2 separate regions of the Mus musculus genome follow, and region 1 is linked to region 2. The links are chromatin contacts, found by Hi-C or POLR2A ChIA-PET in ENCODE. All regions are on one chromosome and are shown on one strand. The core of a region is the stretch at or near the end of the contact, and the rest is flanking DNA. Distances in the headings are between cores, read along the strand shown.

What was found. A loop is a pair of places that touch in the nucleus more often than their neighbours do. ChIA-PET counts read pairs that join two places held with the same protein, here RNA polymerase II (POLR2A).
Region 1: POLR2A ChIA-PET joins it to region 2 with 10 read pairs in Patski. The contact joins two enhancer-like sites. A Hi-C loop is called at or near these places in 17 of 37 maps with a recorded cell type or tissue (CH12.LX, CH12F3, ES-E14 and 10 more). POLR2A ChIA-PET finds 5 or more read pairs at or near these places in 2 of 5 experiments (Patski and embryonic stem cell).

Annotation. Positions count from the first base shown.
Region 1 is chr15:28,180,182-28,184,363 of GRCm38, forward strand. It overlaps a transcript of Dnah5 not described here. Among named protein-coding and RNA genes, the nearest start is that of Dnah5, 21 kb to the right of the region's middle. Within about 2 kb of position 1,947, at least 1 of the 3 ENCODE cell types and tissues checked has a DNase peak (open chromatin) inside an H3K27ac peak, as active enhancers do; it is left cerebral cortex, where a contact is called at or near this core.
Region 2 is chr15:27,936,260-27,940,300 of GRCm38, forward strand. All of the region lies in intron 1 of Trio (triple functional domain (PTPRF interacting)), which reads right to left. Among named protein-coding and RNA genes, the nearest start is that of Gm29975, 57 kb to the right of the region's middle. Within about 2 kb of position 1,512, at least 3 of the 3 ENCODE cell types and tissues checked have a DNase peak (open chromatin) inside an H3K27ac peak, as active enhancers do; they include left cerebral cortex, where a contact is called at or near this core.

The DNA of each region.
Region 1 (4,182 bases), core at 697-3,196, 240 kb after region 2:
TCCACTCTGCATGGAGAGTCTGCAGTGGACAGTATAGTGCAATAGGACAGAGGCAAGGAAGGGTCAGAACTGAATCAAAGACAGGAAGGAGGAAGGAGGGGGCGAGTTTGTAAGATTCCTATACCAACATCTTCTAGAAAAGTCTTAAGATATGAGCAGAGTAGGGCCAGAAGCCAGGGCTTTTGAGACATGTTGCTACAAATTATGTGCTGAGTTCCTTTAGATATTCTTGGAGGTAATACTAGTAATAGCTAAAACTTAAAATAAGCAAGGAAGGAGGGAGGGAGGGAGGCAAGCAAGCAAGCAAGCAAGCAAGCAAACATTTTGGTTTCAGAATTCTGATCCTTTGTATATGAATGCAAGAAGGATGAAACTCACTGATAGATTAATTGTTTAGTATATGTGAGACCCTGGGGGAATGCCCATTTTGGTAGTTTGAATAATATGACCCCCATGGGATCATATATTTGAATGCTGAGTCACCAGGGAGTGGAACTCTTTGAAAGGATTAGAAGGATTAGGAGGTGTGGCCTCACTGGAAGAAGTGTGTCATGGAGAGGCCATGCTAGACTCAGCCCCCCCCCCCCCTTTCTCTGCCTGCAGACCAGGATGTAGCTACTTCTCTAGCACCATGCCTGCCATGATAAATATAACGGACGAATCCTCTGAAACTGTAAGCAAGCCCTCAACTAAATGCTTTCTTTCATAAGAGTTGCCAAGGACATGTTGTCTCTTTACAGCAATAGAACAGGGACCCAGACACCCAGCAATACACAAAAAAGCAAAACAAAGCCCAACAAAAGCCAAACAATAACAAGGGACTTTGGGCTGAGACTGGGCCATGTGCACCTCAGCTCTCTCAGTAAGGCTACAGAGATCCCCTTGAGCATGGGATGGGAAAGAAGTGTGAAGGCTTTGCCCTCAGACTGGCCCTTCAAGTCAGCTTCATGATCTACAGACAGATGCTTTTTCAAGTTGTGGCTTTTCTTCTCTGTTAGATGAAGCCCAGCTGCAATGCTAGGTAGCAGTGAGGCTCCATGAAGATGAAGCAGGCATTTTTCCCTGTTGAGCCAGGGAAAAATTAACTATTTAGAGTTCTCCCCCTATTCTATGGTGCTTTTTACCCACCAGGCCTGAGGAGACTTTCTGCGTCCCCTGAGCTAATGGGATGCATGTGTATAAGATCAGTGCCCCATGGCACAGCATTTCTTAGGAAGAAGCCAGAGTGCTACAGGTTGCATGTTTGTATCTTCCACAAATTAATCCGAGTAAAACCCTCGGCCCCAGAGTATTAGGGAGTGGGGCCTTTGGCTAGTGATGAGTCATGAGAGTTCAGACAGAGCATCGTTTATGAGCAAGGAACCGTTTATGTGCCTTTATGACACAGAGTTGGTAAACACCTTGAGCTTGGCTTTTTAGCCAGCCTCCAGAACTATGAGACGCATGACTTTTGTTTATAAGACACCCAGTCGGGCTGGTGAGATGGCTCAGCGGTTAAGAGCACTGACTGCTCTTCATGAGTTCAATTCCCAGCAACCACATGGTGGCTCACAACCATCTGTAATGAGAGAGAGAGAGAAAAAAAAATCTATGGCCCGGAAAGAGCGGAGCTGAAGAAAGAGAGAGAAGGGAAGGGGGTGGGGGAAGTCACCGAGTCTACGGTGATAAGTTATAGCATCTTATGGGACTAAGACAAGGGCTAGAGGGGTAACAGACACTGGGAATAGACAGGGGAGCGGTGGGTGTCATACATCCTTCACGCTGGAAAGCCTGGGTGACGTCATAGGCGAGCCTCGGGCCGAGCCTCCCTTGCCCCACTGAACACAGAATGAGAAGCTGTGGTTCTTAAGATGTCTCTAGAACTATTGCCATTTTACGTTCACTTATGACTCTCAAAGTCACTGCTGAGGAGCCACCCTGTCCACGTGCTAATGTGAGTGACACCAGGTGAAATGCTCGAAATAAATACCTAAGCAGGCTTGGCCACACAATAGCTTGGAGAGCAGCGCCCTCTTGTGGAGAAGTCTGAAATATTCCAGTGACATAGCTCAGACTTGAAGTTTGATAAAATACATTTGAATTTTGATATTATGACTCTTTGGAAAACACCTTATCTTTAAGTTTTATATAATGAGATGTATACATGCTATGTATCAAGTTATGTATTTATACAGGACAGTATAATTTATGTGAAGTTTATGAACATTATTTTTTCAAGTATAGGAAATCATTGAAATCTCATCAATACCTTAAGGGAAAATGCCCTCATGCCCAATTTCTTGGACAAAGAATTGCATTCTACAGCATTTCTAGGAATCGATGTGAACTGAAGACAGCCAAACATTAGATGGAGTTCGGGGAGTCTCGTGGAAGAGTTGGGGGAAGGACTGAGGGCCCTGAAGGGGATAGGAACTCCATAGGAAGACCAACAGAGTCAACTAACATGGACCCTTGGGGATCCCAGAGACTGGACCGCCAACCAAAGAACATTCCCAGGTTGGCCCTAGGCTCCTGCACATATGTGCCAGATGTGCAGCTTGGTCTTCATGAGTGTCCCCAGACAAGGGGAGCAGGGGCTTACCCTGACTCTGTTGCCCATCTGTAGATCCTGGTCCGATAACTGGGCTGTCTTGTCTGGTCTCGATGGGAGAGGAGAGGATGTGCCTAGTCCTGCAGTGACTTGAGGTGCCAGGGTGGATTGGTACCCAGGGGGGACCTCCCTCTTCTCAGAGGTGAAGGGGGTGCAGGAATGGGGGGAGGGGCCTTGTGAGAGGTGGACTGGGAGGGAAGGGAGCTGCAATAGGGATGCAAAGTGAATAAATAAATTAGTGGAAAAAATAAACTTGAGGACAAGGAGTGCTCATGAGCACTTGGAATTGAATGAGGATTCCTATTATGTCCGATACTTAGTAGATCAAGGAAAGGGCTCATGAGAAGGCTTTGTTTTAGTAATGGAATAGAAGAAACTAGAAGATTTGCCTCTGTCCATTTAAAGATTGGTGGGAATGGTTTTTAATTTGATTCCTGGTAATCCATAAACCTACAAACTCCACAAATCCGTTCTAATATTGCTAACATTTCAAAGCATTGAAGGCTTTAGGATCTTCCTCTCCTTCTCTTCCTTCTTTCTTCTTCCTCCTTCCCTCCCTCCCTCCCTCCCTCCCTCCCTCCCTCCCTCCCTCCCTCCCTCCCTTCCTTCCTTCCTTCCTTCCTTCCTTCTTTCCTCCCTCCTTCCTCTTCGTTCTCCTATTCTTCTGCTTCCTCTTCTTCCTCCTCCTCCTCCTCCTTCCTCTTCTTCAAGGCTGGCTGGCAAACAACTTCCAAGGTCCCACTTCTCTTTGTGCTCTCAGCTCTGAGGTTACAGATCTGTACCCCGTGCCTGACTTTTAGGTGGGTGCTGGGATCCAAACACAGGTCCTCATATTTCTGTGGAAGACGCTTCCTCCCAGCCCTGAGAACTTTGCTATCAGAACATGATTTGTCATTGCCACTTGGAGTAATGAAAACAAAACGATAGATATCTTTGCTACCTTGATTGGATATGGTGGTTTTGTGAGTGTGAGTTCATGTATTAAATATGTGTAGTTTTAAAATATGAATTATACTTCAATGAAAGTGTACTTCAATGAAAGAAAATAGTAGAGAAAACCCCAAAATAAAAAATTCCTATCATCTGCAAATAATGGTACCTGATTTGAACTTGAAGTGAAGAATAAACATATACATGAAAGGATACCGACAAATATGAGCTCAAAGCATCTGAGTCAGGGAGTATGTAGGGTCCTGAACTGAATTAAAAGGAACCTGTACTTGGGCACTAAGAGTGAGAGCCTGTCTCTGAATTGAGATGCTGTTAGCCACTCAAGGGCAGCCATCCAGACCCACGCCATTTCCTGGCCCTGGGCGTTCCTTCATCTTTCCTCTTACAGCCATCTTGAATGGGTTATGTTAACAGATCTAAGATGTGTTATGTTTGCAACCTACAGTTCTTTAAGGATATGGAAGTGATTTACCGGAAGTACTTAGCCAAGAGGAGTTCTGGTGAGAATCTAGAATTGATAGTGAGGCAGAAGCCAGAGGCCTCGAAGGAGACCAATGACTCGTGGCAATGGAAATTTGTCAGGAAAGCTGTTTGGGCAAAGGGTACACTGTGTGACACACTGTCGCTTCCATGGTGGGATG
Region 2 (4,041 bases), core at 262-2,761:
GGAGCCCTATCATTCTTTTAAGATTTATTTTGTCTGTGTGTGTGTGTGTGTGTGTGTGTGTGTGAATTTGACAAAAACTAGGGTAAATCTGAGAAATGACCTTTAGGCAAGTCTATGAGGCTTTTCTTGATTCGTTACTGATGAAGGAGTGCCCAGTTCATTATGGGCAGTGCCACCCCTGGACATGCAGTCCTGGCATGTCTAAGAAACAAGCTAAGCAAGCCATGAAAACTGAGGCAGGAGGCAGTGGTATCCCATGGTCTCTGCTTCTGCTCTTTCCCTGGAACCCCTCAACTGATGAGGGTAACCGCTAAATCAAATCAACCATTTCTGCCCACAGTTGCTTTTCGTCAGCATTTTATCACATAAACAGGAGACAAACTAAAACAGCGTGCCTGTGTGTATGCGTGTAGACTACATGTGTGCCAGGGCCCACAGAGACTGGGAGAGGGTGTCAGATCCCCTGGAACTGGAATTACAGGTGGTGTAAGCCACTTGATGTGGGTGCTTGGAACTGAACCTAGGACCTTTGTGAGAGCTGCAATGAGCTTTTTCACCAGCCCCACCTTGCAGCCACCTAAATCTTCTGATGGTACCACCTGGTCATTAAACTAATACCACTGGGAAAATTAAACCCTTGTATATAGCGCTAGTTTGCACAACTAAGCCTCAGTTGTGGTGGGTTCACAGACCCAGAGACTACTGACTTATTGCAGAAGGCGGCAAGCCTGAATGTGTGGATCAGTGTCTTTCTAGCCCTTCTTTGACTCCTCTGTGGAATCACTTTAGGCTTGGAAGGGCCACAGCAATCATTTCCTCTCTCCTGGCTGCAGTTTCTTCCTGGGTGAGTCATGCATTTCGGAGAATCGTTGGAGCATTCAAAGAGAAAATGCATGCAAGCATCTTGCACCGGAGCTGGGCGGAATGTGGCACAGCTCACAGCAGCTGTCATGTGGCTATGACTGCCACGGGATGCAGTCACGACAGTGGAGAGGGGCATGGCCAGAGGCAGCGCACACGGCGGGGGTTCAGGTGTCGGAAAGGATGTGCTTGTATGGACATCCAGCTGAATACCCTTGAGCATCTGTCTCCTCCCCTCTCCAGCACACATCTCTGCTGGCCCTTCCCTCAACCAGTCACAGCAGAGCAAGGGAAAAGAGAGAAGCAGAAAGTCCAGAGGTTTTCTCTTCTAATAATGAAGCAAGTGGTTGCTATTGGCAACCAAACATTCCTGCCCTGCCCCCATCACCACTCAAGGAGACTCCGCTGCTTTGCACACTCTGGTCATTTTTCTGGTTATGATTTCCACCAGTGCAATCCCTCCTTGCGAGCAGGATAGCCTTGTTCACATTCCTGTGACCCCATGTGAAGGGCAGCCTGACAAAGGAAAAGCAATTTAATTACAAATGCGCGGCTGCAAGAAACCAATAGGGCCGTGGCAGCACAGAGGTATCTGTGTGAAGACAGTGACGGCATGCTGGCCACGTGGCCAGAGCTAAAGGGATTACATCATCTCCTTTGTGCGAGGATGAACTGCAGGAGGGGCTGTTCAGTGCTGCAAGCACCACAGGGAGCTGCAACGGAGAGCTGCGCTTCTGTGGAAAGTCGCCCTTATTTGTCTTCCGTGTCGAAAATAAAAACATGTCCCCCAAAGACGATATAATCAAGCAGGTTGGATTTTTCTAGCGGTTCATATTCATCGTTTCCCTGTGTCTTGTCTAATGCACTGTTTCGAGACTGGAGCGGTCTTGGGAGGAAGGTAGGACAGTTCTCCTCCCACTGCGCACAGACTCTCAGTTCCCCACACTGTGTGGCGTTCACTGCCAACAGAGACGGAAGAGCTGGTGTTAGGGAGGAGAGCTGGGCACATCCCCACGCAGGGCAACTTCTGTTCTCATTTACAGTGACTCCATTAAATTATAAACAAACAAACAAACAAACAAACAAACAAATAAATGAAAGCCGGGGTGGGGATGGGGGAAGGCGCCAGCCCAGAATGATGTTATTACCAAGAAGCCTGCTCACAAAATGTATCCTGTAAGCAAACACACCTGCCGCTAACGGTCATTCAAAACCTCGTCCAGCAGAGCAGCACAGGATCTGTGCCTACGGGTCATTTAGTGTGATCTCGACAAATGCAAATTAAACTTACAGAACAGAATAAAGGACGTCAGAACCCGCAGACACACACTCCATTGGTGATTCCCTCTTCCACAGACAGCCCAGTGAGTGCTGGGTACTCACTCAGTAAATAAGGAGGCCCAGCAGCTGGCTGGCATAAGTTTATAACAACCACCTCAGCCACCTCAGGATCACAGGATGGCCCTAGAACCAGAAATAATCCGCAGCCATTCCATGCCCAGGTCTGGTTTACAGAGCTGTCGTGAGAATCCTGTGTATGCACCTGCCTTGGGAAGAACAGCAGAAGCCTGAAGCCAGACAAGGGCAGTTTTGCAAGGCTGTCTACCCCAGCCTGTAAACACCTGAAGAGAGAACTGCATCCCCGTCACCAGGGTCCCTGTGCTTCACCTATGCAGTCTCCAGCTCAGAGCACCTGGAGGGGAATCAGACTCACAGGAAAGAACATCATTTTAAGGAAGTCAGCCTCTGGAAGCACACCCAAGAACTACCGCACCTTAATAAACTCCTTAGAGTCTCTAAGCAGGCTTGCCCTAAGCACTAACAGGCAAGCCTTAAAACCCTGAACATAGTGCCTGGCACACTGTGCCACAACAGTGCCAACAAACGTCAGCTCTACTGAGGACCATCTGCTCCAAAACAGAGCCCAACTCAGGATAGGTGAGAGGGACCCAGAAGGCAGGAACGACCCTGCTCGATGCACAGAGAACAAGGCTGGACCTGGGATCCGTTGTCTGCCCCCATAAGGCCCTGGCTTCAAGGACGCTGCCAGGGCCCTGTGTGTATTTAATCTACACAGTCAACACACAATTAACCAGTTGAGTAATGAATGGCTTGAATCAATTCATCTAACCCTACTAATCTATTCAATGTCACTTTGAACTGGCAGCGGATGCTTCTGAAATACATCCAGCACACTTCCCTGTAGCAACACTAGACAAAAGGTTTTGCAGACAGGATGCTCATTAGCAGATGCTCAGGTCGCACATCCATGTCTAATTGTTTTAAAAATACAAATGGAGTAAAGCTACAGATATGCATACATGATTTCTCCAAAATCCTTTGCTCATTTATATTGGTATTTTGCCAGCTTCTAATGCTGGGGTTTCCTAAATACAAATACAAAATCCACTGATACTCCTTAAACTCAGAGGTCTAAGCAAAATTGTAACAAAATCCCACCTTTTTAGCAATATAATCAGTCTAACTTGTAAACTCTGTTGACAAAGTAACAAGTATTTTGATGTGTATAATAATAATAATAATAATAATAATAATATAAGCACACTGATAATAGATGATTGATAGATATAAACAGATAAGATAGATGCCAGATTGATGGATAGATAGATAGATAGATAGATAGATCATGTGTTCAACTTGTAAGAAAGAATCTACAATGAAATCATAAAATGTAGTGGATTTTCCGAAGAAAGTAAGATACAAAGAATCAAGTTTTTCTTCCCTATGTGAACAGGTTACCATAATAGGATTGAGAACTAACAAACCTCTCCTTGAAGCTGTGTTTTACCACCTTTCAACATAATGGAATCCTATGTCATTAAAACTATTCCTAATTCTGACTGATGATCTCCATAATTCTGAGGTTCATATTCACACATCAAAGTAACAGACAGCAAAAGCAGCAGCAGCAGCAGCATCTAACTTGGCAACTGAGAGTTGAACAAGACATTTCAGTTTCTTTACTTGGCTCAGGACCCAAAACCAAGGGCAGAAAGGGAAGATACCACACACCCTCAATCCTGGTGCCAGGCACAGGAACAGGCCTAGCTGACAGGCAACTCACCTGAGCACACCCCGAGGCATCTTGGCTCAGTATGCTGAGGTACTGGGAAGGGAGAAGGTGGCACAGACAGTGGGAACGCTGTTTGCCATCTTCAA